Linked DNA regions of Homo sapiens: region 2 is linked to region 1. Evidence: read pairs that join two places in POLR2A ChIA-PET (ENCODE). Cell type or tissue: Panc1. All regions are shown on one strand. Links, peaks and the distances in the headings refer to the core of each region. The heading gives the core; the rest is flanking DNA. Region 1 holds the start of RUSC2 (RUN and SH3 domain containing 2). Region 2 overlaps UNC13B (unc-13 homolog B).

Region 1 (16,220 bases), core at 3,813-11,812:
TGCGAAAAGGATGGCTACTTCTTTGCCTTTTGCCATGATTATAAGCTTCCTGAGGCCTCGCCAACAATGCGGAACTGTGAGTCAGACCTCTTTCCTTCATAGTATTTCTTCATAGCAGTGTCAGAACGGACTAATACAGTGGGTTTCCCATAACATTTGCAGGACTGCCTGCCCCATCCCCCTCTGGCTGTAAACAGCAGGAGTCACACACAGGCATCTTCCATGTCCCCCACACATCCGGCCCTGAAGGGCAGGGGGCGCATGGGTTCTACGTTTCATCAGGGGTTCCGAACCCTGGCTATGCACTGGAGGCCAACCCCACCTCACCCCACCCCACTCCACCCCAGTGGTTCTGAGTCGGTCCAGTGTGAGGTCAGCCCTCCTTCTGTTGTTTGGTTAGTTTCCACACTAGGTTCTACTGGGAAGCCAGCGTTGAGAACCGCCGCCTCAGGCGAAGCTGGGACTCACACCCACCGGCCCTGGAGGCCCGCGGAAGGTTTCCCTGGGTTCCAGCACCCGGGAGCCGCGCGTCGCCAGGCACCACCCCGCGGGGGCGGGCGCGGGCCGCAGAAGATTGGGCCACGGCGGAAGCCTCTCCGCTCCCTTAGCGGGAAAGCTCTGCGCGTGACTCGGCTGCGCCCATCGCTGCGGGAGCCGGGGAGGGGGCGAGCACCTTAGGCCGGGCGGACCGAACCAACGCGCCGCCCGGAGGGGCGGCCTGAGGGCAACCCAGATCGGACCATCGCGCCACGCCGACAGGGGCCGGCCTTTCCAACCCGCCCGGAGGGAGGGGCCGCCGGCGCCTCTAGCCTGCAACGCGACCCCTGGAGGGCGAGACACGCCGCCGCCGCCGCCGCCGCCGGCGCGGAAGGACGAGGCTGAGGCGAGAAACGAGGTAGGAACGCCTCTCCGGAGGCGGGCAGGGTCCCACAGACCCACTGCCCCGCGTTCCAAGGTCTCCCTTAGGGGAGGGCCTGTCTTCCCACCTATGTGCCTTCAGCGCCTGCCCTTCCCTTCAGCCCTTCCCCCTCGGCTGCACCCGCCCTCTGCGTCCGCCCCGACCCCCTGGGCAGACCTCGTCCCCAGCCCTTCTGACCCTTGGCCTTCTCCTGACCCTTCAGCTCTGCGTCCACCGGACCTTCAAACACCCAGCACCCACCGTCCCTTTGGGCGCCACCCCAGATGCATCCCCAACCGTCTCCTCAAACTGCCCCCTTGGGGACACCCTCCCCCCACAAAACGACTCGCGCCCAGTAGTCACCTTGGTACCCCAAGTCCCTGTGACGGCTTTGGGGAAGCGTGGCCGCCCGGCACCCAGGCCGGCGACTGCAGCGGGGGCCTCCCTACTGCCAGTTCCCGGCCGGGTCCTCTGCTCCCTCCACCCTTTTAGCCCCTGCCTCCCTTTATTATCCGCCCGGCGCCGGCGTTGCTTCAGTCTCTGTCTCTCTGTCATCCAGTTTTACCTGGAGAAAACCTTTGGCTTGGCAGTAACCGTCCCCTACTACTGCACTCACTTGCCGCGAAGGGCACGGTGATCCTGTTGCCCACAGTTGGCTGTGGCCCTCCAGGCCGGCCCTGCGGACACGGGGAACTGTCCTGGGGGCAAGGACGGTACACTACTCATCTTTGTATCCCCGGTCCCCAGCACGGTGCCTGGCACATGGTAGTGTTGCTGGTGGAGGGTCTTCACTACCAGTTGTCCTTTGCGTTTTGAACAAGTAATTGAGCAGCGGAGGAATGAAACGCAGGAACAAGTAGATCTGAGTCAGGCAAGGATTACCACTATGTGAACAGTGTCCGTGATAAAGAACACAGGCCTTAAAAAAAAAAAAAAGGCGGAATTTACAAAGGACAAAGGGCCTGAAACCTGTTTTTATTTATTCCTAGGTGGGTGACCTGAGCAGATTTAGTTTCCTGGGGGTTTGGGTTCCACGCGGAAGCAGGTGGTATCGCTGAGGGATGAAACAATGGCTGGAAAGCTGTAGGAGTTGATAAGGTAGAAAGTAGTTACCTAATTAGTAGTGGCATTATTGTAACTGGGGCTCAAAGTATTAGCAAATAAAAGTAGTGACTGGATTTTCTTAGCCGGCTCCTTAGATATTAAGCAGTGGTGGATGGCTTAATGGAAGGAAGAGCAGATCCAAACAGTATACCTGGTATTCTGTTAGTTATGCCCGTCCTGCTGTATGGCCAGCCACTGTTTCTCTTCTGTTTTGAGCCAGGTTAGGATCCCTCTGATTTCTGTGCTGGTATTTAAGATTCCTTTTTGAAGCCACAGTTGCCTTAACTGGAGGCTGGACATGTTCTCATTCATCCATTGCTAGTTTTGATGTATCCTTTTCCGCTTTCTGTCTCCCACCCTCTTACATGTCTTTATAAAGTCTTGGATCAGGCCAGGCACAGTGGCTCAGCCTGTAATCCCGGCACTTTGGGAGGCCCAGGTGGGCGGATCACTAGAGGTCAGAAGTTCAAGATCAGCCTGGCCAACATGGTGAAACCCCATCTCTACTAAAAATACAAAAATTACCGGGCATGGTGGTGTGCACATGTAGTCCCAGCAACTCAGGAGGCTGAAGTCCCAGCAACTCAGGAGGCTGAGGCAGGAGAACCCCTTGAACCTGGGAGGCAGATGTTGCAGTGAGCTGAGATCATGCCACTGCACTCCAGCCTGGGTGACAGAGCAATGCTCTGTCTCAAAATAAAGCCTTGGATCATAGAAACCCAGTGTGGGGAGGGGCTCCTGATCTGGATGGATTAAGCAATACAATTTTTTTTTAACAGTATCTTTTTAATGGCCTTTTCTACTTTTTCCTGTCTAGGCTTCCTGTTAAGACCTCAGTTACCCCAGAACACCCTGGGTTATTTTTCTCCTCACCTCCAATACTTCAGTGTTGCCAGATAAAACGCAGAGTGCCCAGTTAAATTTGAATTTCAAATAAACAACAGGGAGTCCTGTATTTTTACTTGCTAAATCTGGCAAGTTCATGGGAGGGCTTATGTGTTCTATTTTTCTCTCTGGGCTTATCTGCAAATTTAGGATAATAACTCACCCTTTTCTTCCTGTTACTCATACACAATGACTATGCACCCTGCTAAAAGTCACTTGACTGAAGAGATGGTTCACTTCATGTTAGGGTAAGGGCAGGCTATCTAGAAATGGTCTTGATTGATCAGTGTTGAAGTTACCCAGGAAAAAAAAAAAACACCCATTCAGACATTGGCATTTAATATAATTTTTGTCAAATGAGTCCGTCATACGAAACGAGAGCATCATTTTGAGTAGCCAGATGTCAACATTGCTCTGATAGAGCTAGGTGATGGGGTAGAAGGGAATCCTAACAACAACAAAATAACTCAGCAGAACCTGTGCTGTACCATATTTACTCTTTATGGTGGTAATATATATATATATAACATAGAATTTACCATTGTAATAATTCTTAAGTGGCATTAAATATATTCACATTATTGTACAACCATTACTGATAACAATCTCCAGAACTTTTTTTCATCTTCCCAGACTGAAACTCTGTACCAGTAAGATGCTAACTCCCCATTTCTCCCTACTCCGCCCCAGGCAACCACCATTCTACTTTCTATCTTTGAATTTGACTACTGGGGGTACCTCATATAAGTGGAATCATGCACTATTTGTCTCTTTGTGACTGGTTTATTTCGGTTAGCATAATGCCTTTTTTTGTTTTTTGGGTTTTTTTTTAACTTTTATTTTAGGTTCAGGGGTACATATGAGGGTTTGTTATATAGATAAACTCATTTCACAGGGGTTTGTTGTACAGATTATTTCATCACCCAGGTATTAAACCTGGTACCCAATAGTTATCTTTTCTGCTCCTCTCCCTCCTTCTACCCTCAAGAAGACCCTGGTGTCTGCTGTTTGTTTCTTTGTGTTTATACATTCCCATCATTTAGCTCTCACTTATAAGTGAGAACATGCAGTATTTGGTTTTCTGTTTCTGTTAGTTTGCTAAGGATAATAGCCTCCAGCTCCATCTATGTTTCTGCAAAAGACATGATCTCATTCTTTTTTATGGCTGCATAGTATTCCATGGTGTATATATACCACATTTTCTTTATCTGGTCTGTCATTGATGGGTATTTAGGTTGATTCCGTGGCTTTGCTATTGTAAATAGTGCTGCAGTTGGTTAGCATAATGTCTAAAGTTCATCCACTTTATAGCCTGTATCAGAACTTCCCTCCTTTTATTTTTATTTATTTATTTTTTGAAACAGAGTCTCCCTCCATCAACCAGGCTAGAGTGCAGTGGCACGATCTTGGCTCACTGCAACTTTTGCCTCCCAGTTCAGGTGATTCACATGCCTCAGCCTCCTGAGTAGCTGGAATTACAGGTGCACGCCACCACGCCCGGCTAATTTTTGTATTGTTAGTAGAGAGGGGGTTTCACCACGTTGGCCAGGCTGGTCTCGAACTTCTGACCTCAAGTGATCCACTAGCCTCAGCCTCCCAAAGTGCTGGGATTACAGGTGTGAGCCACTGCACCTGGCCAGAATTTCACTCCTTTTAAAGGCTGAATAATATTCCATTGTATGTATACACTATATTCTGTTTATTCATCTTTTGATGGATACTTTGGTTGCATCTATCTTTTGGCTATTATGAAAAATGCTGATGTGAACATGAGTGTACAGATATGTTTGAGTCCCTGCTTTTAGTTCTTGTGGGTATATACCCAGAAGTGGTGTTGCTGGATTGTATGGTAATTTTATGTTTATGTTTATTTATTTATTTATTTATTTGAGGAACCACTGTTTTCCACAGTGGCTATAGCATTTTACATTCTCATCAGCAATGCATAAGGGCTCCAATTTTTCCACATCCTTGGCAACACTTGTTTTCTTTTTTTTTTTTTAAATAACAACCATCCTAGGCTGGGCATGGTGGCTCACGCCTGTAATCCCAGCACTTTGGGAGGCCGAGGCGGGCGGATCACCTAAGGTCAGGAGTTCAAGACCAGCCTGGCCAACATGGTAAAACTCCATCTCTACTGAAAATACAAAAATTAGCCAGGCATGGTGGCGCACACCTATAATCCCTGAGGCAGGAGGCTGAGGCAGGAGAATGGCTTGAACCGGGGAGGCTGAGGTTGCAGTGAGCTGAGCTCATGCCCCTGCACTCCAGCTTGAGTGACAGAGCAAAACTCCATCTCAAAATAATAATAGTAATATAACCATCCTAAGCAGTGTGAAGTGATATCTCATGATTTTGATTCATATTTCTCTAATGAAAAGATATCGAGCATTTTTTCATGTATTTCATACCTATCGGCCATTTGTATATCTTTGGAGAAATGCCTATTCAAGTCCTTTGCCCATTCTTGGATTGGGTTGTTTGTCGTTGAGTTGTAAGAGTTTTTTAATACATTTTGGACATTAATCCATCTCAGATGTATGATTTGCAAATATTTTCTCCTATTCCATGGATTGCCTTTCACTCTGTTAAAAGTGTCCTTTGATGCACGAAAGTTTTTAAATTTGAAATCTAATTTATCTAATTTTTCTTTTGTTACCTGTGCATTTTGTCTTACCCAAGAATCATTGCCAAATTAAGTGACATGAAGCTTTCCCTCTGTTTTCTTGTTTTTTATATATAATATATATTATACATATTATATAAAATTTATATATAATATATATTATACATATATAAAATTTATATATATTATATAATATATATTTTATATATTATATATACTACAGTATATATTTTATATATTATATATACTATAGTATATATAATATATACTATAGTATATATTATATATAGTATATATTATATATACTATAGTATATATTATACATTATATACACTATAGTATATATTATACATTATATATACTATATATATATATTTTATTAAATATATATAATATATTTTATTATAATATAATTTATTATATATAAAGTATATATTTATATTATATATGATATATATAATATATAAAATATATTTTTTATATATTATATATATTATACATATAGTTTTAGCTCTTATCTTTAGGTCTTTGATCCATTTTGAGTTAATTTTTGTATGTAATGTAAGATAAGGGTCTAACTTATTTCATTTGCTTGTGGATATCCAGTTTTTCCAACACCATTTGTTGAAAAGACTGACCTTTCCCCACTGAATGGTATTCACACCCTTGTCAAAACTCATCTGACCAGATATGTGAGGGTTTATTTCTGGGCTCTCTAGTCTCTTCCATTGGTCTTTATGTTTATCTTTATGCTGATAAAACACTGTTTTGATTACTGTAGCTTTGTAGTAAGTTTGGAAAATCAAGAATGTAAGTCCTCCAACTTTGGTTTTCTTTTTCAAGATTGTTTTGGTTGTTCAGGATCCCTTAAGATTCCATATGAATTTTAGGATGGATTTTACTATTTATGCAAAAAACATTGTTGGGATTTTGATAGGGATTGTATTGAATCTCTAGCTGACTTTGGGTAATACTGACACCTCTAATGATAGCAAGTTTTCCAATTCATGATCACCAGATGTTTTTTCATTTATTTATGTCTAATTTCTTCCAGCAATGTTTTGTATTTCTCAGTGTACAAGTCTTTCACTTCCGTGGTTAAGTTCATTCCTAAGTATTTTATTCTTTTTGATGTTACTGTAAATGGAATTGTTTTAATTTCCATTTCAGATTGTTCATTGTTAGTGTTTAGGCATACAGCTGATTGGATAAAGTTGCTCCAAAACAGATGAAGAAAATTACACCAAAGCAAAAGAAGCATCAGAGAGTGATGAGCGAGCTAGTAACCAGAGAAACTCTCGAGTCAGTGGTTGAGTAAGCAGTGGAGGAGGAGGGCTTAGATCTAGACAGAGTCCGAACGAGAAGCATGCAACAAGTGGAGACCTACCTCGAGGCTGCAGAGGTTGAGGCATGAGAGAGCCAAACTTCAATCGAGCGGGTTCTCAGGAAGCTCTCAGAGAGGATCACAGAGAATCAACAGGAAACAGAAGTCTCTAGAGAAACTCGACTTAAAATTAAGTCAGGCAGTATCACCAGTTGAGCCATAAATAACAGGTTCATCTTCGTAGAAACAAAGCTCGGTGCATTAAATCTTCTTTTGTTTCTACAAAGGCTCCCCAAGGGTTGGCTAACCTTAGAGATGCTATGTCTCTTGCACCTGCAGTCACTTATCCCGCTCTATCAAGCTTGCACTTGGCCAGCCCATCTGCCCCTCCTGCTGAAGGTGATGCATGGGATCCATGCTCGGACTGTTGTAAACCAAGTTCTGTGATACGTCAATTCCTGGTGTTGTCCTATTTGAATATCCTAAATTTCCCATAAGAGTTGTTATGAATGTAACATGTAAATTTACTATCACTGATGATTCCTCTGAAGAATTTCATGCAACCACCAGAAGGTGCAAGATCCTAGAGATCTACATATCTTAGGCATTTTCCAGGAGTACTCCTTCAACTGTCGCCCTGCACCTGATTAAGCTGGATATACTATAGTAAAACAATATGTAACAGATCCATGCACTACATGGTGTTATTGTGGAAATGGCCCTGACACATGGCCACTCACTTGACAGCTGTACAAAAGACAGTTATGTTTTTGCCTAGAGGACGCTAAGGTTAAAATTGTCTTTATTGCTCATCTTCCCCACTGATACTGAGCACACCTGGCATAGCTGAGATTAAACTATGAGTATGTATACTTGAATCTGGCATTTAATCCTCACAAAACGAATAGTGACTACACAGTCAAGCATCTTTAATGGGCAAGTACTTGAGCATCCAACCCATGTAAAGTTTGACGATCTGCACCTCTCCTGTCCTTCCCCTTAGAGAGTGAGTACAAGTTTCTAGATGACAGGTTCGGTGTAGACTGTTCAGATGCATCTGGCCAAGTTGTCATGATTTCTCATTGAGGGAAGAGAGATACGACACAGCAGTACATTGTGGATATGTTGAACCCATTAATTGATAGTGCAGCCATCACTGAGAAGCAACATTCAGTCTTTTCTTGCAGATCTTTACTGTACAACCCCTTACTGATATGACCCCATTTGTTGAGCTGTTGTGGATGAAAAGAACTTAATTGGGTTAGTAAACTGGAGAACTGTTTTGTTTTGGTGTTGCAAACCCATTTGGGTAGAATTTGTTCCATGGGTCAACAACTCTGTATCCCCTGGCCATGTATAAGAACATCACAATTATGTATTACCAGCCATATATCCGAATACTATATGCTACTTCTCCTGAAGTCGGCAGCAGATTGTATATCCTAATAAACACATCTGTGGGAAGCTATCTTAGGACAACAAGATCTTCATTATACCCCAAGAAGATCTCCAGACCTAGGGTGATTAAAACATTAACTGCAGACATTAAAGACATTGATATTATTAATGATATGCACACTCATGTCCACTTAACTGACCCTCTTGCATTGGCAGTGGGCCCATTAGTAGATGTAGAGGCTATTAAACATGAGATCATTGGGCATGCAGATTCAGTCTCCTCCTTTCACTCCTTTGGTGCAGGATTTATCACTTCTCTGTCCCTGTGGAACATTGTGAAAGATATGTATCTACATCTGTCACACTTAGACGGAACTTTGTTTCTCCTATCTTTTGTTGTAACTGCCATAGGAAAATTATACATGTACTACAGGACAGTAGAACAACTTTGCCTATATTCTCAGCTAATTAAATAAAAAAGCTGGTTTTTATGTGTTGATTTTGTACCCTGCATCATTGCTGACACTAAAAAATGCTTAGGGTATTTGCAACTAATCATTATTAGTTCTAATGTTTTTGTGGCATCTTTAGGGTGTTCTCCATACAAGATCGTGTAACCTTGGAACAGAGATAATTTTAGTTTTGGTTTTTTTTTTTTCCCAATTTGTATGCCTTTTATTTCTTTTTCTTACCTAATTACTCAGGTAGGAATTCCAGGACTGTTAAATAGAAATGGCAAAAGAATGCCAGGTTTGGTGGCTCATGCCTGTAATCTCAGCACTTTGGGAGGCTGAGGCAGGCAGATCACGTGAGATCAGGAGTTTGAGACCAGCCCGGCCAAAATGGCGAAACCCTGTCTCTATTAAAAATACAAAAATTAGTCAGGCATCTTGGCGCCTGCCTGTAATCCCAGCTACTTGGGTAGCTGAGGCAGGAGAATTGCTTGACCCCGGGAGGCAGAGGTTGCAGTGAGCCAAGATCATGCCACTGAGCTGAGATCATGCCACTGCACTCAAGCCTGGGAGACAGAGCAAGACTCTGTCTCAAAAAAAGAAAGAAAAAGAGGCCAGGCGCGGTGGCTCACGCCTGTGATCCCAGCTCTTTAGGAGGCCGAGGTGGGTGGATCACGAGGTCAGGAGATCAAGACCATCCTGGCCAACATGGTGAAACCCCATGTCTACTAAAATTCAAAAAAAAAATTAGCCGGGTGTGGTGGTGCGTGCCTGTAGTCCCAGCTACTCAGGAGGCTAAGGCAGGGGAATCACTTGAACCCAGGAGGCAGAGGTTGCAGTGAGCCGAGATCGCCTGGCGACAGAGTGAGACTACATCTCAAAAAAAAAAAAACAAAAAAAGAAAAAAGAAATGGCAAAAGTGAACCATTTCTCTTAACACACAATCCTTATGGGATTGTTGATTTGGTATGCAAGTCCTTAATAGACACTGAAAACAACATTATTTTAGCCTGGTATATTATTAATGTTAACAGTAGTGAGGCCAGGCGTGGCGGCTTATGCCTGTAATCCCAGCACTTTGGGAGGCTGAGGCAGGCAGATCACTTGAGGCCAGGAGTTCAAGACCAGCCTGGGCAACATGGTAAAAGCCCAGCTCTACTAAAAATACAAAAATTAGCCAAGCGTGGTGGCATGCACATGTAATCCCAGCTACTTGGGAGGCTGAGGCACAGGAATTGCTTGAACCCAGGAGGCAGAGGCTGTAGTGAGTTGAGATTGTGTCACTGTGCTCCAGCCTGGGCGACAGAGTGAAACTCTCAAAAACAAAAACAAAAAACAAAATAGTAGTGAGTCATCAAGAAAAGTTAAATTATAGCCTACATAATACATTTTAAAAAGTTCTGCCAAAACACTTAAAGTTTTTAAAAAATTAATTTTGATACTTTAGGAAGAAACCCTCTGTTCCTTGGAATTGTTGGTTTAATAAAAGTCTTTTATCTTCAAGAAAATGAGATGGTAAACTCTGAGGTATGTGTTGTATTTTTGGCTTCTTGTGTGAGTTCCTGCAGACAAGGACAATAGACTGATAACTGGGTGGAAAGAAAAATAGGGCCAGCCAACTTCTGGCTAAAGTTTAATTATCTTAGGATCAAAAGTCTATACTTAACTTGTTTATCTTAGGATCCAAAAAAATCTGTATTTAATTTATCTGTTTTTATACTTTGTGCTTCCTTTCTTTTCCTGTATAATTCTTTTTAAAAAAAGAAAATGCACCCTTGTATTTAGTGTACTTAGGGAAAATGGACATTTATTTTTATCCACGCCCAGGCAAAAGAAAAAGAGCAAAGTTCTCCTAAAGGCAGCATAGATAGGATTTAGATGAACCCAAGGTAAAAAGCAAAAACTGCAGGGGAGAAAGTTGGGAACCTACTACTAGTCCCGTTCATCCTCAAGTTGTTTCTCTTCCAAAATGTTCTTTACTTGTTTTTTGAAAGTTGTTTATTTCTGTTTAAAGATACAGTCAAACTTTGTTAAAGTTGGCTGTATTCTATTTATTTAAAGTTATAGCCAAACAGAACAGCTTATTTTTCTAGAGTTCCGGATAGCTAGAGTTTTTCTATAAGACTAATGATTTCCTTTTAAACATCTCCCAAAGCCTAGTGATTCAGACGTTTCTGCCTTACTGTATTAGTCTGTTTTTATGCTGCTGATAAAGACATACCCAAGACTGGGCAATTTACAAAAGAAAGAGGTTTAAAGGACTTAAAGGCAAGGAGGAGCAAGTCACATCTTACATAGATGACAGGCAAAGAGAGAGAGAGAGCTTGTGCAGGGAAACCCCCTTATAAAACCATCAGATCTTGTGAGACTTATTTGCAACCACAAGAACAGCACAGGAAAGACCTGCCCCCATGATTCAATTACCTCCCACCAGGTCCCTCTCACAACACATGGGAATTCAAGATGAGATTTGGGTGGGAACATAGCCAGACCATATCACTTACTTATCTATTACTGTATAACAAAACACCCCAAAACTTAGTGACTTAAAACAACAATTGATTTTATTTCACAATTTTGTGGATGGGCTGGTGGTTTTTTGTACTTCTGAAAAGAGTTCTAAGAATGCTTTTACTAGGAGCACTACTGGAATGAGTTAAATTTCTCAAGGTGGCTACTTTGTTTTTTAGAGTTTTAAAAATTCTTTCCTCTTGCCAATTATTCCCTCATAACCAATGTGACCACTTTGAAGGACATATCTTATTTGGTCATACAAGAGCTATTCTTTAAAATATTGCTCTCTTTAGTTTTATATTTATAGCTATAGTTAACTTCTTAGATAGCATAGTGTCTCTTTCAGTTTATATAATGTTCTTTGCCTGATATCCAACACAGCAACCTGCAACTGTATTAGTTTATTCATCCTTAATGATAGTGGCTGGAGAAAGGAGGGCTGGAAGCAGGATCACCTGCCTCATTATACATTTGTGAGTCCTTTCTAACAACCAAGTGGTGGTGATGAATAGCTAACAAGGAGCATTTATCTTATGAGGAAAAAAAGACAGCTGTGGCTTTTTATTGGCCTGTGAGAATCTATAGTAGAGAATAAAGAATTTCAAACTTTTTTTAAAACAGACTTTTGTTCAAATATATTCTACAGGAAAGGGACTCAGAAAGATAAAAGTTGGGCTGTTTTGGTTGAATGCATGGAGTTGGGAGAAGTAGTCTAACCTGTTCAGGTTTCCCTCTTTTCATCTACATCCCCTTCACTTCCTTTTCAAAGTCCCCTGAAGGAGCTCTGTAAAGAATAGTTCAGAAGTCACTGATACAGGCCGGGTGCAGTGGCTCACACCTGGAATCCCAGCACTTTGGGAGGCCAAGTAAGGTGAATTGCCTGAGCTCAGGAGTTTGAAACCAGCCTTGGCAACATGGGAAAACCCTGTCTCTACCAAAAATAAAAAAATTAGCCAGGCATGGTGGGGGGCACCTATAGTTCCAGCTGCTCCCGAGGCTGAGGCACAAGAATTGCTTGAGCCTGGGAGGCAGAGGTTGCAGTGAGCCAAGATCGTGCCACTGAACTCCTGCCTGGGTGACAGAGTGAGGCTCCATCTCAAAAGAAATGTCACTGATACAGATATTTCTTCTACTGAGTTATGACTCCAAGGTAGAAAGAGATAAAGATAAATGGTTGGGTTTGGGATATATATAGTCTTCAACTGACCATGCACCAGTAGCAGCCAACCATGGTTCGAGAGACATGTAACCAAAATATGTGCTGCATACATACAGTCTCCAAATTCCTATGTGAAATCCTTAGCCTTAATTAATTTAATGAGTTTCATGGAACCAGAAATGAATTATAGATCCTTTTTTCCTCCTTTAGTTTAGGACCTATGCTAGTTTTTTTAATCCACTCTAGTCCTGAGTCAAGATATTTTTTCTAGCCATGCTTTCTAGTTTATAATATGAAAACAATAGTTGTTTTTAGAATATTTAATAATGTTTATACTTCTAAAAAATATACACTGAACATTGAGGGCTCTGCACCTCTTTCCCTTTGAGTACTGTTGGTCTCTTTGTCCAATACTTCTACACATGTGCTTCTCAAACTTGATGGAAAAAAAAATCACCCGGATCACCCCTGAAATTCTGATTCAGTACATCTGGCATGGGGCCCAAGTATTTATCTGTGCTTAATAAGTTCACACATGAAGCTGATTCTGCTGATCTGCAGACCACACTTTGAGTAGCATGACTCTTAGATCTAAACTCTGTTCTCAGCCTCTTACTTAGTGGTTCTCAAAATGTAAAGGCTTTCCCCAAACCCCACCCCCTAAGAAAAAGCCCTGGTGCACCAGACCCAAAAATTGAAAGTCAAATAGTGCCACTGTCTAAGAGTGTGGGATATATCACCATGGGTTTTCTTCCTCTAGAGATTAGGTTTATAAATCTCTCACTCCCTCAAGATTAAGGGATTGTGAAGAAGAGTTCTAAGGAAATACTTTTAGCTGTCCAGACTTTAACCTCGAAAATCCTTAAACTGAAGTTCCTTTTTATGGAGAAAGATTAAAAGTGTACATTTTCCCTTGAAAGTTAAAAAATTTTTTTTGTTTAAAAACATTTTCTGAAAAAAATTCTTTTTCTGAATATAGATGAAATATATGCTCACTGTAGAGAATCTACAAAAGACAAGTATAAAATGAAAAGATATCATTGAACAGTTCTTAGAGGCCAAAATTTTAGCAGTTGTATAAGAAATCTATGTTTGAATGAGCCATAACTTGCTTACCCCAAATGGACATTTGTGGTTTTATAGTACTTTTAAAAATTTTTCAATAGTTTTTGGGACACAGGTGGTTTTTTTGGTAACTTAGATAAGTTTTTTTGTTTTTGTTTTTTGTTTTTGTTTTTTTGAGACGGAGTTTTGCTCTTGCTGCCCAGTCTGAAGTGCAGTGGTGCACTCTCATTTCACTGCAACCTCTGCCTCCCAGGTTCAAGCGATTCTCCTGCCTTAGCCTCCTGAGTAGCTGGGATTACAGGCATGCAACACCATGGCCAACTAATGTTTTGTATTTTTAGTAGAGATAGGGTTTCATCATGTTGGCCAGGCTGGTCTCGAACTCCTGTCCTCAGGTAATACACCCGCCTTAGCTTCCCAAAGTGCAGGGATTACAGGCGTGAGCCACCGCACCCAGCCAGATAAGTTCTTTAGTGGTGACTTCTGAGATTTTGGTGCACCCATCACCTGAGCAGTGTACACTATGCCCAAATATTGTCTTTTATCCCTCACCACCACCCCCGCCGTTACTCCTCTAGTCCCCAAAGTCTATTATATCATTCTTACGCCTTTGAATCTTCATAGTTTAGCTCCTACTATGAGTGAGAACATAAGATATTTGGTTTTCCATTCCCGAGTTACTTCACTTAGAATAGTGGCCTCCAGCTCCATCCAAGTTGCTAAAAAAGCCGTTATTTTATTCCATTTTATGGCTGAGTAGTATTGCGTGGTGTATATATACCACATTTTCTTTATCCACTTGGTTGATGGGCATGTAGGTTGGTTCCATATTTTTGCAATTGCCAATCGTGCTGCTATAAACGTGTGTACATGTGTCTTTTTCATATAGTGACTTCTTTTCCTTTGGGTAGATACCCAGTAGTGGGATTGCTGGGTCAAATGGTAGTTGTACTTTCAGTTCTTTAAGGAATCGCCATACTGTTTTCCATAGTGGTTGTACCAGTTTACATTCCCAATAGCAGTGTATAAGTGTTCCCTTTTCACCACATCCACAGCAACAACATCTATTATTATTTTTTTTTTCTTTTTTGAGACAGAGTTTCACTCTGTCATCCAGGCTGGAGTGTAGTGGCATGATGTTGGCTCACTGCAACCTCCACCTCCCAGGTTCAAGCAATTCTCCTGACTCAGCCACCTGAGTAGCTGGGATTATAGGTGCATGCCACTATGCCCAGCTAATTTTTGTGTTTTTAGTAGAGACAGGGTTTTACCATGTCGCCCAGGGTGGTCTCAAACTCCTGGCCTCAAGTGATCTGCCCGCCTCGGCCTGCCAAAGTGTTAGGTTTACAGGCGTGAGCCACCGCTCCTGGCCATTTTAATACTTTTTAATTATTAACTTTATGCAAAAATCTTTGTCCACATCTCTGATAATTTCCTTAGCATAGAATTCTAGAGGTGGAGTTACTGAGTTAAATGATTTGAATAGTTTTAAGACTTGAGATATATATTTTTCCGAGCTCATTATTAAGATTGTACCAAAATATACATACACTGGCAATGAATGAAAATGCCTGTTGTACTTGCCTTCACCAGAATTAACTATTATTATTTTGTCTGATAATTGGTAGCCAAAAGGTGGTAATTTATTGTTTTAAAGTTCAAACTTTTTGTATGTTCATTAAGTATATTTTGTTTCCTCTTCTCTGAAATGTTTGTTCATATCCTGGCAATTTTCTATTAAGATCTTAGTTTTTTGGGTTTTTTTTCTTTTTTTTTTTTTGAGACGGAGTTTCGCTCTTGTTGCCCAGGCTGGAGTGCAATGGCACAATCTCGGCTCACCGCAATCTCTGCCTCCCAGGTTCAAGCGATTCTCCTGCCTCAGCCTCCCAAGTAGCTGGTATTACAGGTGTGCGCCACCACGCCCAGCTAATTTTGTATTTTTAGTAGAGACAGGGTTTCACCACGTTGGCCAGACTGGTTTTAAATCCCTGACCTCAAGTGATCCACCTGCCTCATTCTCCTGAAGTGCTGGAATTATAGGCATGAGCCACCATACCCAGCCAAGATCTTAGTTTTAAGTGAAATAAGAAAGTCACAGGACAAATATGGCATGATTCCACTTGTATTAGTTATCAAAAATAGTTAAAATCATAGAAGCAAAAATAGAAGGAATGGTGGTGGCCAAGGCCTGGGGTGGGGTTTGGGGGCGAATGGGGATTTGCTCCTTCATGGGTATAAAGTTTCAGTTATACAAGCTGAATAAGTTCTAGAGATCTGCTGTACAATGCTATGCTTATAGTTAGTTAACAATATGTGCTGTACACTTAAACAGTTGTTATGAAGTTAGATCTTATGTGTTTTCACCACAATTTTTTTTAAATCTTAGTCTTTAGTTATTCACACAAGTTCTTTACACATTAAAGATATATGCCTATATGCCTTTTGTTATAACAAATATTTGCTTGCCTTTTAATTTTGTTTGTGATTTTTGACATACAGAATTTCATAATATCTATATGGTTAAGTCTTTAGTTTTCTTTTGTAATTTCATTACTCCTTTCAGCAAATGCACTGGGAGTCTATGTCTTGAGTCTGGGACTGTGGAGCTCAGATCTTTCTGAGGAACTCTTTGTATGCACATGGTTTTCTCTAACTGAGATCCCTTCCTTAGTCCCCGACCCCACCACATATTTCTACTCCTCCTCTAACAGTTCAGTCATTTGACCCTCCTGAAACTTTTCTTGATTACCTCATGCAAACTTGGGTATGATTTCCACTATGCCTTCATTTGACCT
Region 2 (16,220 bases), core at 3,084-11,083, 89 kb before region 1:
CCAGGGAGGGAAGAATAGAGAGCAAAAGAAGAGCTGTGAGTCTCACTTAAGTGGACAGGTAGAACTTTTACAGAGCTGGGTACATGTTCAGGCATACACCATCAAGGAAGATCTGAGTTAATCCAGAAAGGCTTTTTAGAAGCATTGAGCTTTAAGCTTGATAAAAGATGAGGAGAGCCTGGAATGAGCACACATATGATGAGAGCAGGGTTGGCAACTGCGGGAAGAATCCATGTGTATGCGTGTGCATTTTCTACCCGTTGCTTTATCATTTAAGGGTCTAGGAAATTAAAGCCTACAGCCTGTCTCTTGTCCTGCTTGTCTCAGATACCTCCTCTCTGTATTTTTCTACTGTTTCTGCCCATGATTTGGTTGGTCTCTGACCCATGAAGTCTAATTTGGAGCATTCACACACTGACTGCAGCTCTTTCACTTCTTTCTCCACTCTGCCCCACCTCTGTGCTCCCTCAGAATATGTGTAGAGCTGCTTTGAATGGCTGTTAACTCCTTAGACTGCTAACGGATTCTTCTTTCTCTGTTCTGCTGCTGCTACTACCTCTGACTTGCCTGTCCTCATTCAGTGCATGATGGGAAAGGTATTAGATTTACTGCTAATGAGGACATTCGTCCGGAAAAGGGTATGTTGTACACCGTGCAGATATGGATCTAACATGGGCTAACACTGACCCCTGGGAGCTAGAATGAGCAACTCGTGCTGGGGGTGGGGGAACAAGCTGTCAAGGTTTAGGAGCTCTATCTCAAGTCTTAGAGATGGGTAATGCCTTCATATAGCCCAGGAAGGGGTTCTGTTGTTGATCTCTGTCGTATTCTCAGCATTCTCCCACCCCTCCACCTCAGGACAAAGAAGGATTTTCTCTGGGGTGTAAGATTGTGGTGGTGTTTTCTTTTTTTCTTTTTTTTTTTTTTTTTGAGACGGAGTCTCGCTCTGTCGCCCAGGCTGGAGTCCAGTGGAGCGATCTCTGCCCACTGCAAGCTCCGCCTCCCAGGTTCACACCATTGTTCTGCCTCAGCCTCCCTAGTAGCTGGGACTACAGGCGCCTGCCACCACTGCCAGCTAATTTTTTTGTATTTTTAGTAGAGACGGGGTTTCACCATGTTAGCCAGGATGGTCTCAATCTCCTGACCTCGTGATCCCCCCACCTCAGCCTCCCAAAGTCCTGGGATTACAGGTGTGAGCCACTGCACCTGGCCAGGTGTTTTCTTAAAATAGGGTGGGGTCTCTGCTAAGGGGAGCCTGTAGATTGGCTCTTTTCAGAGATTGGAACTGGGGAGTTCATTCTATAGAGGGGCCCAGGTTTGAGGGGGATGAAGTATTTCAGAGCACAGCAGCCTCCCAAGCAGGGACCTCTAGGAATCCTGGGCATAGGTGGGAGGTTGCTGCTTTTGGCTAGAGAGGACCCACATTTTTCCATTAAGAGACACTACCAGGTCAACATAATTCCCAGACACAGATACAAGGTGATGGCACTGCCCTACCCCAACGTCTTTCAGTTAAAAGTCCTTCAGCCTAGGAGATAAGAGTTTTGGGGATCCTTGAGAGAGAGTCTTAGTGCACTTTTGGAAAATGTTGCGCCTAAGATGCTGTCAGCTTAACTTGTGTTACAAGACACAGCCTTGTTCTTTATCCCATTTCTTTCCCTTCTCCTATTGCTTACTTCCCATGGTTACTGTGGTGATTGCTTCTTGCTTTTGGGTATAGGGTGGTGACCTCCTCACCCCTCAGGTTTACCTCCTACAGTTCTCCAATGGGGAATCATCTCTCCATTTGTCCCTCAGGGTCTGGTGTGGACGATCCTGTGGGAGAAGTCTCTATTCAGGTGGACTTGTTTACACACCCTGGTACTGGGGAGCACAAGGTCACAGTGAAAGGTGAGTGATGGACTTACAGGTCTGCCCTTTCCTTGCCCAGTGGCCTCACTCATCACTCAAAAGCAGGGGCTGCTCATCCCAGCCCTCCAGCTCAGCCCTCCTCCAAGGGGAAGGTCACCTGGGGTTCAAGAACTGGGAAATCCTGGTGGGATCCCTCACAGGTTTCCCTTGTTTGGGCAGTGGTGGCTGCCAATGACCTCAAGTGGCAGACAGCGGGTATGTTCCGGCCTTTCGTGGAGGTGACTATGGTTGGCCCACACCAAAGTGATAAGAAGAGGAAGTTCACAACCAAATCCAAAAGCAACAACTGGGCCCCCAAGTACAATGAGACATTCCACTTGTAAGTTACGGGGGGGACATACAGGACTCTGGGATGGGGGTAAGACTTGAGGGGTGGGGGGAGAGGAGGGCCCGGGGGGATGGCAGACTGGGGTGAAATCAGCTGAAGACTCAACTCTGGCCTCATAACTTCTATCTTGTGCTCACAGCCTCCTGGGAAATGAGGAGGGGCCCGAGTCCTATGAGTTGCAGATATGCGTGAAGGATTACTGCTTTGCCCGGGAAGATCGCGTGCTAGGGCTGGCTGTGATGCCTCTGAGGGATGTCACAGCCAAGGGCAGCTGTGCCTGCTGGTGCCCCTTGGGCCGGAAGATCCATATGGATGAGACAGGCCTGACCATTCTCCGGATTTTATCTCAGAGGAGCAATGACGAGGTGGCCCGAGAATTTGTGAAACTCAAATCAGAGTCTCGTTCCACGGAGGAGGGGAGCTGAACACCTTCGACTCCTGTGCCAATCAGGCAGCAGCAATTTCACAAATCAGGGCCAGTGGGAGTTAGCTGTGTAACCGGCTTAGGGTCTTTGCAGTCAAGAGGCTGACCCCTTCAGTTAAAGATATTTAAGGAAAAATTTGGGGTGGTGATAATATGGCTTTTCACAGAAAGGGTCATGAAGCCCTGGCCCAACAGGACTGTGGTACTAGGGGCTGGGATGTGGGGTTACCACATGGAGAGATTTTCCATTAAGAGAGAAGGACAAACATTTCTGAGAGTGTCAGCCATTCTTGGTAGACACCTCTCCACTCCTCATCCCACCTCTACCCATCTCCATGCCACACCTTATCCAGTTAGACACATACATACCAATCATTAGAAGAACAAGTTTAGAAGGTGTGGAACTTGTGCCTGGCTGGCTGGGTAGTCAGCTGAGCCTGTTGCTGAGCCCGGTGGTCTGGATTGGAGTATGGCCAGGGCAGGAGTACACAGAATAGAATTTAGACTGTCCCTTGAGTAGAATCCACTGATTTTCTGTGGCTCCAGTGAGAACAAGGCTTTGAAACTGAACAAGATAACTTCTAGAAATGAACTGTACTAATCCCTTTCCCCAGATTGTATCATGAGTAGAATCAGGTTCACGTGGTGCTTCAAAGCCCTGAGAAGAATATTTCTTTGGACCCCAGGCACTAGGGGCCACCTGCCTGGGAGTCTCCCTGCCTCACTCCTCTAGGCAGGGGAGTGATGCTTCAGGACGTGACAGGCTGTTCTAACATGTGTCTACCTGAGGGCTAGTTGAAGGATCCAGGAGTATTTTCTTCTTGGGTGGGCCCTGAACAAAGCCAAAAATTGTAGAAACCAGTCTAGAAAAAGTCCTGCTCATCTGTGGCCACTGCCTTCTAGCCGTCCTCCACCTTGCAGAAAGAATCTAGCCTTTGGTCTCTCTCTCTCTCATCGGGGTCATTTGCTATTCCCCTCTGATATTCAACCCTATAGAAGGAGCCTGGACTCTGATCCCTCTGTACAGGCTGGATGGAAGGGGCCCTCCACACTTCCTGGGAGGTCAGAGACAAACTGTTTCAGAGAGTCAGATGGACTTCCCAAGACTTGTTGAGAGATGTGACATGGTTCTTGGATTTCCTCTGTAGCAGCCTCCTGGACTTCCTGAGGACTCGACATTGTCCACAGATGTACTGGCCATTACATGAAACAAGAAACCAAGCATCTTTGCTGTTGTTAATTATTATATGTGCCATTGTTACAGGAGATTATAGGCTAGTCTGTAATAAATTATCTTATAGCAGCCTTTGGGGTTTGGTAATTCTGCTAATGTGTGGAAAGCCATGGAAATGACTGTCCTTTATAATGGTAGATTTTGGCCTAATGGTCCTTTGCTGCTTCACACTCCTCCACCCCCATACCTGACAGCCAGTGGGTGAAGCCTAAAGTGGTTCTGGATAAACACCACTGGGCTAACATCCTGTCCTAGACCTGAGACCACCAATCTAATTAACAGAGTCATGGGACCTACGGCACCAGCTTCCTACAAAAGGTCCAAAAGAGTAGCAGGAGAGGTATTCTGGTGAAAACTAGTCCATGCTTCTCTTCCCTTTGTCTAGAATCACTAGGACAGATCACAGCCTGGGTTGTGAGGACAAGGCAGGGGCCCACTGGGGAGAGGTGTGCCTGCCCGTCTTGGCAGAGGACTGAGGCTGCCACAGACAGGACAGAAGATTAGGCTTAGGACTGTACCTTGGACTTTCATTCAGGCTCTATTCGAGGAAGAAGAGCTGCAGTAGAAAGCCCACTCCCAAAGGGGAAGAAATAAGGTAAAAGGCCTCATGGCGTGGAAATGGGAAAAGCTGAAACAAGAAAGAGAGTGCTCACCTACTCTCAACCTGCACTAACACTACTTGTGGGGCAGGGACTAATGGGGCACCAGACAGGGAACTAGCTCCGTTTCCACTGCTTGCTAAATAAATCCTTAGAGTTCAGTTGCTCATTTAAAAACTTCCTCCTCCCCGCTCCTCTCCCAAGCCAGCCACTTAACATTTCTGCCTCAAAATTACCTCTTGAATCCATTGGGTCGCCTCAAGTTCCCACCACCACAAGAGTCGTGGCAGCTTTTAGGTCCTCATGCCTGAGTTACTGTGATAATCCCCTGCTTCCGTTCTTACCCTGCTCTCTTCACGCACTCCAATATAAAGTCCTTCTCCTATTAAACTATTCAGTGGTCACCCATAGCCTCCAGGCTGAAACTCCAAGACCCTCCAAGATAGCGCAGCCGGCACCGCCCCCCTTGCCCCTATCCTGCAGCTGTTCTAAAGTACTGCCCCGGCAGGTCCCCGACAAGCACTGTGTGCTCCTACCCCTCCGTGCCTGCACATGCTGCTCCCCTTGCTGGAAAATCTGCCAGCCTTTTCCACTGCTTTCTAGGCTCTGCTATCTGGACGCCTCCCCACAGCACTCTACATTGTTATAATTTACTTGTCTCTTTCCCCTCATCAGCCTGTGATCTACCCAAAGGCAGGATCTGAGTGTTGTATCTCCATTTCCCCAGCGGCCAGCATAGTTCGGGTACTTCAAAGCCAGATCGGCCCCTAGGGGCCCTCTCCATGGAGAAACGGTGGGTCTGGCACCTGAGGGTAGGGGTGTGGCCAGAGGCGGGCTCATGGGAGATGGGCGTGGTTTGTGGGCGGGGCTCTGCTCTACGCCGGAACCTGGGTCTCTAGGGCGTCTGCGCAGGAAGGTGCGTTGAGATGGCAGTTGCCGGAGTTGGAGGCCGGGCGGCGACGGTGAGCAAGAGGCTCCCAAAGTGGGTGCCCGAGTAGAAGTTATCGCCTTCTCCCTCCCAATATTCCTTGAAGAGAGACTGTCCCCTCTCAGTATTTCCAGTAGCTGTCTATCCTTATACTTTCTTGAGACAACTCCCCATATTCGAGTATACTGGTTTTCCAGACACTCCCACAGAGGACATATTTGTCGAGATTATCTAAGGAAGGGGAGCTTTATCCCCCATGTAACTCCTAAAGGGCACACATTTTTCCAGTTATTTCATGAAGAGATACCCCCAAAGCTCCAGCAATTGCACATTCTTGTTAACTCAGGGAGTTTTCCACTTTTCCAGCACTGTGCAGATTCTCGAAGAAGTCATAATCCTTGTCCCATACTTGATCTGAAGTGGCACGTTTGCTATCATTCCCTCCCACTCTTTGGCATAGGATACCTACTCTAGAGGGAAGAATCAAACTCTGGCTGGCTACCCATGGCTTCAGCAAGCTTTCAGATTTGAATTAGCCGCTAATTTCTGTAGGCTATATCTAATCAGAATTAGAACAGAAGTACCTTTAACAATGGACTTTTAAGAAAGAAAAATCACATCTTTCAGCGTAAGTTGTCGCTGTCGTATTCATTGTGAATATTCGGACTAACTCCCTGAATGATCCTCCCAAGCCCAGAAGCAGACAGGCAAAGTTGAAGAAGCAACAAATAGTGGAGATGGTATTGAAGTAGGAGTCAGAAGATTGGGCCCAGTTCTGCTACATTCTAGTCAGGAGATGACCTTTAACTTCTCAGAGCCTCAATAACTTGAATCTGTTATCTAGGACTAATAACTCCTGCCATGTCTACCTCAGAGGGATCAAATGGGCTCATATATATGAAAGCACTTTGAAAACTATACATTTTCTCTAAGTGTATAGGGGATTATTATAAATGATCCTCTGAGTTCTAATTAACTTCCAAGGAATTTGTCTTGCTTGGTACTAGGTTCAAATGCAACAGATATTTTTTGAGCGCTTACTATGTGCCAGGTATTCATCTAGACATGAGGCCTAGCATTGAACCAAAAGAGACAAAAACCCCTTATAAATTTAAGAATGAGTCGTCAGCATATTAAGTGCCTACTCATTACCCAGTGCAGCGTCAAAGCATGGTGAAGTAGTAGGAAGAATCTGTATTCTAGATTTAACTCTGCCACTATATAGCTGTGTGAGAAAGATTTTTTCCCTGTGTGAGCCTGAACTTCCTCATCTGTAAAATAAGGAAGTTAAGCAAGGTAACCTCTAGTTTTCTAGTCTTGACTCATCTGTACTTTAGGGGACCTGAAAGAAATTGATTAAAATACATATACTTTATTGGCCTTTTCTGAGTTGGGTTAAGAATGGAGAGAAAAATAGGAAGCAAAGAAGGATATGTCTGTATAGCAAATCGTGGGGTTTGATAAAGTATAATTTTTCCAAGTATTAAAAAATTTGACTTTTATATAAATACGAAATTAATAGGTCTCCAATATTTTATTTATTAATTAATGAGGGAACCAGTAAGATATTAAGATCAGTTCAAATGAAAAATTAAGAGCTAAATATTTATAGGCAATTTAATAAAGGAATGTTAAAATACGATTTCTGAATGATATACAAAACTAATTAAGGTCCTAAAGTGCAATAAGTCATAAATTTTGGAGTCATCTTTTCCACCAGACATAAAACATTTTTATCACTACTAGATGAAAATCTATAAGTTAACCTCTGCCCTAACGAGTTATAAAATAGTCCAGTCAATAGAAAACTAATCAAAGATATAAACACAAAACTGTACTAAAAGATCATCCAATAATTTATTTCACCTGTTTCTAGGTTTCAGATGACTTTTCTGACAATTGTAGTCATCAACTTCAACTTAGTTGTCAGGAAATGAAATCTGTTTCCCAAGCTTTGAAACTATAACTTTATGATGAAGATAAATAAAGTGAATTCCAAACTACCATATGTGTCTTAGAGATAGATCATTTTGGACTTCAGGGATCAAGTTCCAAGTTTCTTAAGAATGTGTTTGAATGACACAGTATCAGCATGAGAAATTCTCATATTCTGAATCTTTATTTCCTTTATAGAAATTCCATGGAATTATAGTTGGTCTACTCTGCAATGTCTCTATTTAAAAGCCCAAGTGAGGACAGACAAGATGAACGTAGGTAAACTCAGGAAAATGTATCTGAGTATGTCATTATTATTACCTCTGAAGTGTGTGTGTGTGTGTGTGTGTGTGTGTGTGTATACATGCACATATGGCAGATCAACCTGGCAATCAGATTGTTAACCTACCAAACAACTGATCAGGAAAGGAAATATATTTTTCAAAAGTAAATACTTTGTACTTAGAAGTACAAGCTCCACTGTTTTATCATCTGAAAATCCTAATTTGAGTACTCTCTTAACTTTTATATTTGGAAATTCACCAGTAAAGCTTGTGTACCTTTCCTTCTCTCCCCATTCTTCATAACTGCCTCCTGCTAAAAAGAGGTGATCAGTGTGAAAAAAGGCTGCTGAGGCAGATAAGGTCCTCCTTTGCAGCCTTTTTGTGGACAGAACAAATGGATCTGTCTCTGTAGTAAGGGAGGATTTCCATACCATTTCTGTGCTTTCCTTTGGTGAATCAAGATTCTAAAGGGAGGCCGGGCGTGGTGGCTCACACCTGTAATCCCAGCACTGTGAGAGTCCAAGGCCGGCAGATCACTTGAGGCCAGGAGTTCAAGACTAGCTTGGCCAACATGGCAAAACCTGTCTCTACTAAAAATAAAATAAATAAATAAATAAATAAATAAATAAATAAATAAATAAATTAGCCAGGCATGGTGACACATGCCTATAGTCCCAGCTACTTGGGAGGTTGAGGGACAAGAATCGCGTGAGCCTGGGAGGTGGTGGTTGCAGTGAGCCAAGATTGTGCTATTGCAGTCCAACCTGGGTGACAGAGGGAAACTCTATCTTAAAAAAAAAAAAAATCCTAAAGGGAGCAGGAATAATCACACTCCAGCCATCTTTCAGAATGGAACTGCCTGTTATGTAAGAACAACAACAACAAATTATTTCTAATGTGAAATTTTGAAAAAGGAAGATTTAGATTTAGGCTTCCTTTTGAGGAATGGAGAAAGTGCAGAATGAAATCAGTTCACTGATTGAAGGTCACAGTGTACTTTCTTTCTTTTTTTTTTTTTTTAGTAACACGGAGTCTCGCTCCGTTGCCCAGGCTGGAGTGCAGTGGCGCGATCTGGGCTCACTGCAAGCTCCGCTTCGCAGGTTCACGCCATTCTCCTGCCTCAGCCTCCCAAGTAGCTGGGACTACAGGTGCCCGCCACCACACCTGGCTAATTTTTTGTATTTTTTTTTAGTAGAGACGGGGTTCCACTGCGTTAGCCAGTATGTTCTCCAGCTGACCTCGTGATCCACCCGCCTTGGCCTCCCAAAGTGCTGGGATTATAGGCGAGTATACTTTCTTTACTTGCTGTCATTGGGCAGTTGTCCGATTTCATCCTGGAGGAAGCCCATGTCAAGGACACTGGCCCTGGTTCCAGAAGTAGAAAGTCAGGAAACTTCCATCCAAAGGAAAACCAGGGAGTCCTCTGCTACCCTCAGGAGAGCTAAAGGGCTAAAGGACCCAGAAGATAATCAACTGCTCTGCATATTCTTATGAACAGAAAATATGGAGAGCCAGAATACTTTAGGGTGTGGTAAGTTCCAGGCAAATGAAAAATGTAATAATCATCAATAAAGACTGATCAATTCATTCGACAAATATTTATTGATTATTAAATAAGTGCGAGCCACTGTGCTAGGTATGGCAATACAATGGCAACAAAACTAGACAGAATTTCTGCTCTTAGCGAGATTATGGTTTAGCGAGGGGAAACATTAATTAACAGCATATTTAATAGCACCAATAAATATAAAATATCTGCCATAAATGCAGTGAAATAAATACCATATGGGAAGTATAGTAGTCAAGAGCATGAATTCTGGAGTCATACCGTCTAGGTTTGAATCCTAGCTCCACCACTTACCACGTTATCTTGGGCAAATCTCTTAATTTCTCTGCTACAGTTCCTCCTCTGTAAAATGGGGATAATAATAAAAGTGCTGCCACATAAGGTTGCTGTAAGGATTAAATTAGGTAATATTTATAAAGCATTTAGGACAGTATCTGCCACATGATAAACACTGGTAAATGTGTAAAAAATAATCAAAATAATCTATAAGAGCTTGACACTTTCAATCAGAAAGATAATTAAGAACTTCATCTATAAATGTGTGTTATTTCAAAAGCCAAACCTTTTACCAAGGAAAAAGAGTTGAAACCAGTTTTCCTGGTAAATCCCTACAGGTAGGCTAGGACTACCTATTGCAGGTAGATTTACTGCTTCTGCTATTTTGAGCAGTAAGCAATTAATACTGGTTTACCCAAGATTTTGGCCTATTCCACTGAATTTACAAAACGACAGTGCTAAACCCAATCATTTGGCAGGTAACACTATTTTGAATATTCAGAATCTTCAGGCCTATTCTGGTTGGAAAATCTACAGTACATAAATACTGGCCAGTTCTAACATCTTGGTTGTCTACCCTCTCCTTTCTATTTTCTTTTCTTTTTCTTTCTTTCTTTTTTTTTTTTTTTTGACAGAGTCTTGCTCTGTTGCCCAGGCTGGAGTGCAGTGGCACGATCTCAGCTCACAGCAACCTCCACCTCCTGGTTCAAGTGATTCTCATGCCTCAGCCTCCCAAGAAGCTGGGATTACAGGCATGCACCACCATGCCCAGCTAATTTTCGTATTTTTAGTAGAGACGGGGTTTCGCCATATTGGCCAGGCCGGTCTTGAACTCCTGACCTCAAATGGTCCACTCGCCTTGGCCTCCCAAAGTTCTGGGATTACAAGCGTGAGCCACCATGCCGGGCCTCTCCTTTCTATTTTCTACCACTTCTTAGTTCAGCCTTTCATCATTTTAAGTGTTGACTATTATAGCCGTCTTTTAAGTGGTCTTTCTGTCTGCACTCCGTTCCCCTGTAAATCTATCATATTAATGTTTCTGAACTTCCAGTTTATCACATTTTCCCCTACTCAAAATCTTTGTAGGATTCTCTGAGATAAAGTTTAATATCATTATCCTAATATTAAAGTCCTGACTTGAAGTTCTTGTTTTCTGCCTCCTTCAGATTTTCGTACTTACTGTACTATCATACAACTTGTCTAGTCTCAATGCCAACCCTTTCATTAAGTCCTTTTTCCTGCCTACAGAACTGTCCCCTGCATCTCTACCTAATTAACCTGTGTTCGTCTCTTGAGTTTAGTGCAAGTCCTTCTCCATGAAGCTCTTTCCAACAATTCTGCCCTGCCCCCCTTTATCTCTCCTTCTTGAATTCCTGTAGTGCTTGGGTTCTACAGTGTTTGTTTGTTTGAGACAGAGTTTCACTCTGTTGCCCAGGCTGGAGTGAAGTGGTGTGACCTTGGCTCATTGCAACTTGAGGCTCATTGGTTGAGCCTCCTGGGCTCAAGTGATCCTCCCACCTCAGCCTCCCAACTAGCTGGGGCTAAAGGCACATGCCACCACACCCAGCTAATTTTTGTACTTTTTTATAGAGATGGGATCTCACTATGTTGCCCAGGCTGGTCTCAAACTTCTGGGCTCAAGTGATCCACCCACTTGAGTGGGAGGCCACTCAAGTGGCCTCCCAAAGTGCTGGGATTACAGGTGTGAGCCACCATGCCTGGCCCAGTTTTTTAAAATAATAGCCTTATTGAGATACAATTAACATGTCACAAAATACACCCTTTTAAAGCATGTAATTCAGTGATTTTTAATATATTCAGAGTTTTGAAACCATGACCATAACTTAATTGTAGAACATTGTCATCATCCCAGAAAGAAACCCTATACCCGTTAGCATTCACTCTCAGTTCTTTCCTCTGCTCTCCTATACCCTGGCAACCACTAATGGATTTTTCTGGACTTGACATATAAATAGAATCATATAAAATGTGGCCTTTTGTTACTAGCTTCCTTCACTTATGTTTTCAAGGCCCATCCTTATTGTAGTATGTATCCTTTTTATGGCGGAATACTATTCCAGTGTTTGGATATACCACAATTTGCTTATCTCTTCATCAGGTGATAGACATTTGAATTGTTTCCATTTTTTTGGGTATTATGAGTAATGTTGCGGTAAACATGTGTAAAAGTTTTTGTGTGGACATACAATTTTAATTATCTTGGGTCTCTACAATTCATTTAACATCTTATGTACACCCTGCCTTGACATGCTTTGCTGTTTTACATCTATGTTGTGTGATTCCATTAGATTGTCTGCCTAGCATAGTGCCTTCAGAGTTCTCTCTGTCCTAGAGAGTTTGCAAGACTGTCCCATTATTATATTTCTCCTTTCCCTTTCCTTTACCTTCCACACACTTCTGTAAATACCATCTTCATCACCACCACCACCACCACAAGACAACAATAAAAATTATCAACAGTTATCAAAAGGTAGCTTAATAATACTAGGTAGTAATTCAAAAGGTTGGAGTAAATCTATACATATTGACAAGGGAAGATGACCAATACATAGTGTAAAAAGAAAAAGGTAACTTGCAGAGCAATACATGTAGTAGGATCTCATTAAAAATATATATATAGAGAGATGTGTATATATACATAAATATTTGTGTATAAATTCCTTGAAATGGAAGGGACCTAAAGGATATACACCAATCTATTTATAGTGGTTTCCTTAGGAAAAGAAGGAGTGGAAGGCACAGGAAAGGAAACTTTAAATTTTTTCTGTATATATTTTTGTTTTTGAATCTTTTACAGTGGAAATGTATTTTTATATTACTTTGGGTAATTCTTAAAATTAATAAAAAGAAAAAAGTGTAATCACAAATGGAAAATAACTAAGTTGGAGAAACTAAAAAGAAAGGACAGAAAAGGAAAAAAAGAAAAAGGACTCTAGGAAGGAAGAGGGCATAGATATTGTGGCATGTAGACAGGAAAGTTAATCAGAGTCTTAGTAACAGAATACTCTACAAAAGAGCATTAAATAAACACAAAAGTAGACATTTAGGTTGCACAACTCTGTGAACATACTAAAAACCACTAATTTTTATACTTTCAATAGGTGAATTGTATGGTTTATAAATTTTACCTCATAAAGTTGTTTAGAAAAGACAGATCAAAAGTTCCCAGTGGCCGGGTACGGTGGCTCACACCTGTAATCCCAGCACTTTGGGAAGACAAGGTGGGCAGATCACTTGAGATCAGGAGTTCAAGACCAGCCTGGCCAACATGGTGAAACCCCGTCTCTAGTAAGAATACAAAAATTAGCCAGGCATGGTGGCGCGTGCTTGTAATCTCAGCTTCTCGGGAGGCTGAGGCAGGAGAATCGCTTGAACCCAGGAGGCAGAGGTTGCAGTGAGCCGAGATCATGCCACTGCATAAACAAATAACTTTTTAGTATGTGTGTCCCATCTGATATTTGGGACATACTTATCTTGTATCTGAATGTTTTATTTGCTAAATCTGGCAACCCTAAACAGAAGGGGTTAAGGTTTGAATCCTTTAGATTTAAATTGCTTTTTTAGCATCACCAAGGCATTTTGTTTCTAACTGACGGCTTTTCATATAACTCCCAAACCCTCGTCTGCTATCCCAGGGAAGGTTTTATGATGGAGAAGCACTGAAAGTAATGTCTAGCAGTTCAGTCATACAAGCCTGATTTTACCTTTACTGCATTGATGAGAAATCATTGGTCCCAGATTCCAAATGTGGTCAGAGTACGAAAGCACAACTCCCAATTTCCATCCGCCTGGATGTTCCTGTCAGCTTCTGCCCTACAGAAAGGGAGAAGCCAAAGGTCTGTAAAGGGAGTAGGGAATAGGGCCTTTGGTTTTTGAGCATGTCCTAAATTGTGCCAGCCAAACCAACCTTCTATGGACCCTTGTTAATAAATTGGACAGCTTTTATGATTATTTTGATTTTCTTTAGGCTCCTTTGAACAATTTTAGACTTGTTTTTGCTTAACTCAGACAGAAAAATTAATGAAGCTTTAGGGGATGGTCAGACTTAGAGGTGCAGGAGATCAGTAGTAGCTCAGGAGCTGGACTTTTCATGACATTCCAGACTTTAGTGAGCTTCTTCTCAAAGCTCTTCTTAACACTGCATTCTACACACCCTCTACAGCCATGCTGAATATCCTCTGGTTTGCTGACTTTTGCATAGAAGTGTCAACAAACCATTAGCCTTAGCTGAGGCTCCTCTTTGAGTCCAGCTGTTCTGTGATTATATAGATCTTCCCATAAGGAGGAGGCGATTGTCCTCTACTGGAGGAGTTTGGACAGCAATCTGACCCCAATTGAGCAGAACATGTTTCTAAGCATTTTTCACTTGTGTACTTGTTCATTCAACAAATCTTTATTATATCCAGAGCCTAATGCTGAGCCAAGCGGTAGGCTACAGAGATTTAAAGAAAAGAAAAAACATGGTCTCTACCTTTTTTAAATAAATTGACATGAAATTGTACGTATTTATTGTGTACAATATGATGTTTTGAAATATATACATACCTTCTAGAATGGTTATATCAAGCTAATTAACATATGCAGTACCTCACATAGTATCTCTGCAGGGAAGGCTTATGGCCTGGGCAATTTTTAGTTCTGAGCAAGATGGCCTGGACCTTAGCTTGCTGCTGCTAGTAGATTACTGGGAGTGTCAGATCTGTCTTGTCATGTTAATGAGAGCTGGGTGGGACTTACTGCCACCTGCTACTCTTACTCCTTGTGCGAACTCTTCTGTACAGTAGAAACAGCTATGCTTCTCCTTGGAATAATATCCCAGTGGCCAGAGAACTGTCCCTTGAGCTCCACAGGGGCCGCTGCTTGCCGTGCATGTGGAGAGCCAGAGCACAGACCTGGCTTATCCAGCCTCCACCTGGCTTTGCCCCTCCACCCGCCCTGGTAGCTTAACACAAAGGACAGAAACTTTGGGGAGCTTTATGACCCTATCCATTGCCTGAGAAACCAGAATACCTTCCCTGGAGATATAAGGCAAGCACAAATCCCACCACTACTACCACAGCTGGTGTTCTTTTCCAAGTGCCACCTTGTGGCTAGAGGCCAACACAGTCCATTACAGCACCTCCAGGTAGAATAACACTGCACCCGGGAAGGAAGAAACTTGTGCCTGACCTCAGCTATCACCATTGTCTGCACCACACTAGCCGACCAGGAGGTCCTGAGTCTGTTCGTGTGACCAGGTCATTACTTACTACCACTGGCATTTGAGAAAGCCAACACACTAAGGCTAGCTATAACCAAGGAATCTCACAGAGTCTATGTCACTCCCCTGCAAACCCCATCAGAGCCAGTGCTAGTACCTGCTTCTGGGAAACTTGAGAACACATCATATCACTGGATCCCTTGCAGACATTCCCTAGTACCAGCCTGGAGTGTGGCAGCCCCTCTAGGTGGCTAGATCCAGAAGAGCAACAGAATTCACAGTAGTCTGGCTCTCAGGGACTCCTACTTCTAGGGGAAAGGGGAGTATACTACGTCAAGGGAATACCCCATGGGACAAAGGACTCTAGATGGCAGGCCCTGAGTCCCAGATCTTTCTGCTGGTGGAAGTTTCTTTCAGCAGGGGCACAGTTGCAGTGCTGGACTTAGCAGGGAAAGTCTGCAGCTCTACTCCAACAGCCGGGCACCAAGCCTGCGGCTTGTGAAGAATCTCAGAGAGGGGGACTTCTTTTCCCCCTCATCCACCATTGCAGACACAGCTGGGGCTTCTCCCATGGGAGCTTGGTGTGAGTGCATCTATGCATAGCATTTCTGGAACACTTCAAGGTGACTGTATCCCCATAGGAGGAGCACTCTCCAGGTTCAGGCTTGCACAAGAGGTAGAGTCACAATTCTTCCTTACTTGGAACATCAACATTCCTGCAGATGAAAAGAGGTACCTGTCTGATCTGAATAGCTAGAACACAGTCAGGAGTGTGTCCTGCTGGCCTGGCAGGGGAGCTGAGGTGGCTCCCACCCTTCTGCCTGATAAAACCTCAGTGTTTCTCACTGAGAGCTCCCCCAGCCACCTCTGACAAACTTGGGACCTCTGCCCACCATTGGGTACTGCATTTACCCACCTGCTTCAGCCACAACTGGTTTCTACACAGGGATACCTCCTCTGCTGGCCTGAAGCCCAGACTGTTCAACCAGTAAATAAAATACTAGGGAAAAATAAGTAAACAAAAAGGTGTATACCACAGGGGAATGAAATAAGTAAGCTTCAAGAGAACTCTGCTGTTCCAACCCCCTGTGAGACAGTAAACTTGCGCACATACTGTGCACATTGTTACTACAAACTAGCATCTGAGAAGGCCATCATACAAAGACTGCCAGTAACCAAGGAACTTACGTAGAATCTTCACCCCTGAAAGCACCAAGAGCCGAATTAGGCTACAGTAAACATTAAAGTCAGATCCTTAAGAGGGTAAAAAGAAATTTTTAAAAAACACAATCAAAATAATTCTATAATAACTAGAAGAAATGGTCTACCCAAAAGAGAAGGAACCAGAAAAATAATTCTGGTAACATGGCAAAACAGGGTTCTGTAGCACCCCCAAAAGATCACATTAGCTCTCCAGTGATGGATCCAAACAAAGATGAATTTTTTTTTTTCTTTTGTGATGGGGTCTCCCTCTGTCACCCAAGCTAGAGTGCAGTGGTGTGATCTTGGCTCA

Evidence for each region. ChIA-PET counts read pairs that join two places held together with the same protein. Peaks named below come from ENCODE experiments on the same cell type or tissue, not always from the same donor. Only the 100,000 strongest peaks of a DNase experiment are listed, where the experiment ranks them.
Region 2: POLR2A ChIA-PET joins it to region 1 with 6 read pairs; 3 of 35 experiments call an interaction of 5 or more read pairs at or near these places.

Annotation. Positions count from the first base shown.
Region 1 is chr9:35,489,278-35,505,497 of GRCh38, forward strand. It overlaps RUSC2 (RUN and SH3 domain containing 2), which reads left to right and starts at 834. Exons shown (of 12, transcript NM_014806.5): 1 at 834-895. LOC105376026 (a long non-coding RNA gene) reads right to left here and starts at 2,350. Exons shown (of 2, transcript XR_929580.4): 1 at 2,154-2,350; 2 at 1,842-1,979. RefSeq lists a silencer at 503-802. In Panc1, for the core only: no CTCF peak of the experiment used is centred there; no DNase peak of the experiment used is centred there; H3K27ac peaks cover 4,182 bases.
Region 2 is chr9:35,401,370-35,417,589 of GRCh38, forward strand. It overlaps UNC13B (unc-13 homolog B), which reads left to right. Exons shown (of 40, transcript NM_001371189.2): 38 at 1,798-1,890; 39 at 2,071-2,230; 40 at 2,379-3,966. The coding sequence ends at 2,664. It also overlaps the pseudogene ATP8B5P. Among named protein-coding and RNA genes, the nearest start is that of RUSC2, 81 kb to the right of the region's middle. RefSeq lists enhancers at 1,855-3,054, 4,379-4,924, 4,925-5,470. In Panc1, for the core only: no CTCF peak of the experiment used is centred there; no DNase peak of the experiment used is centred there.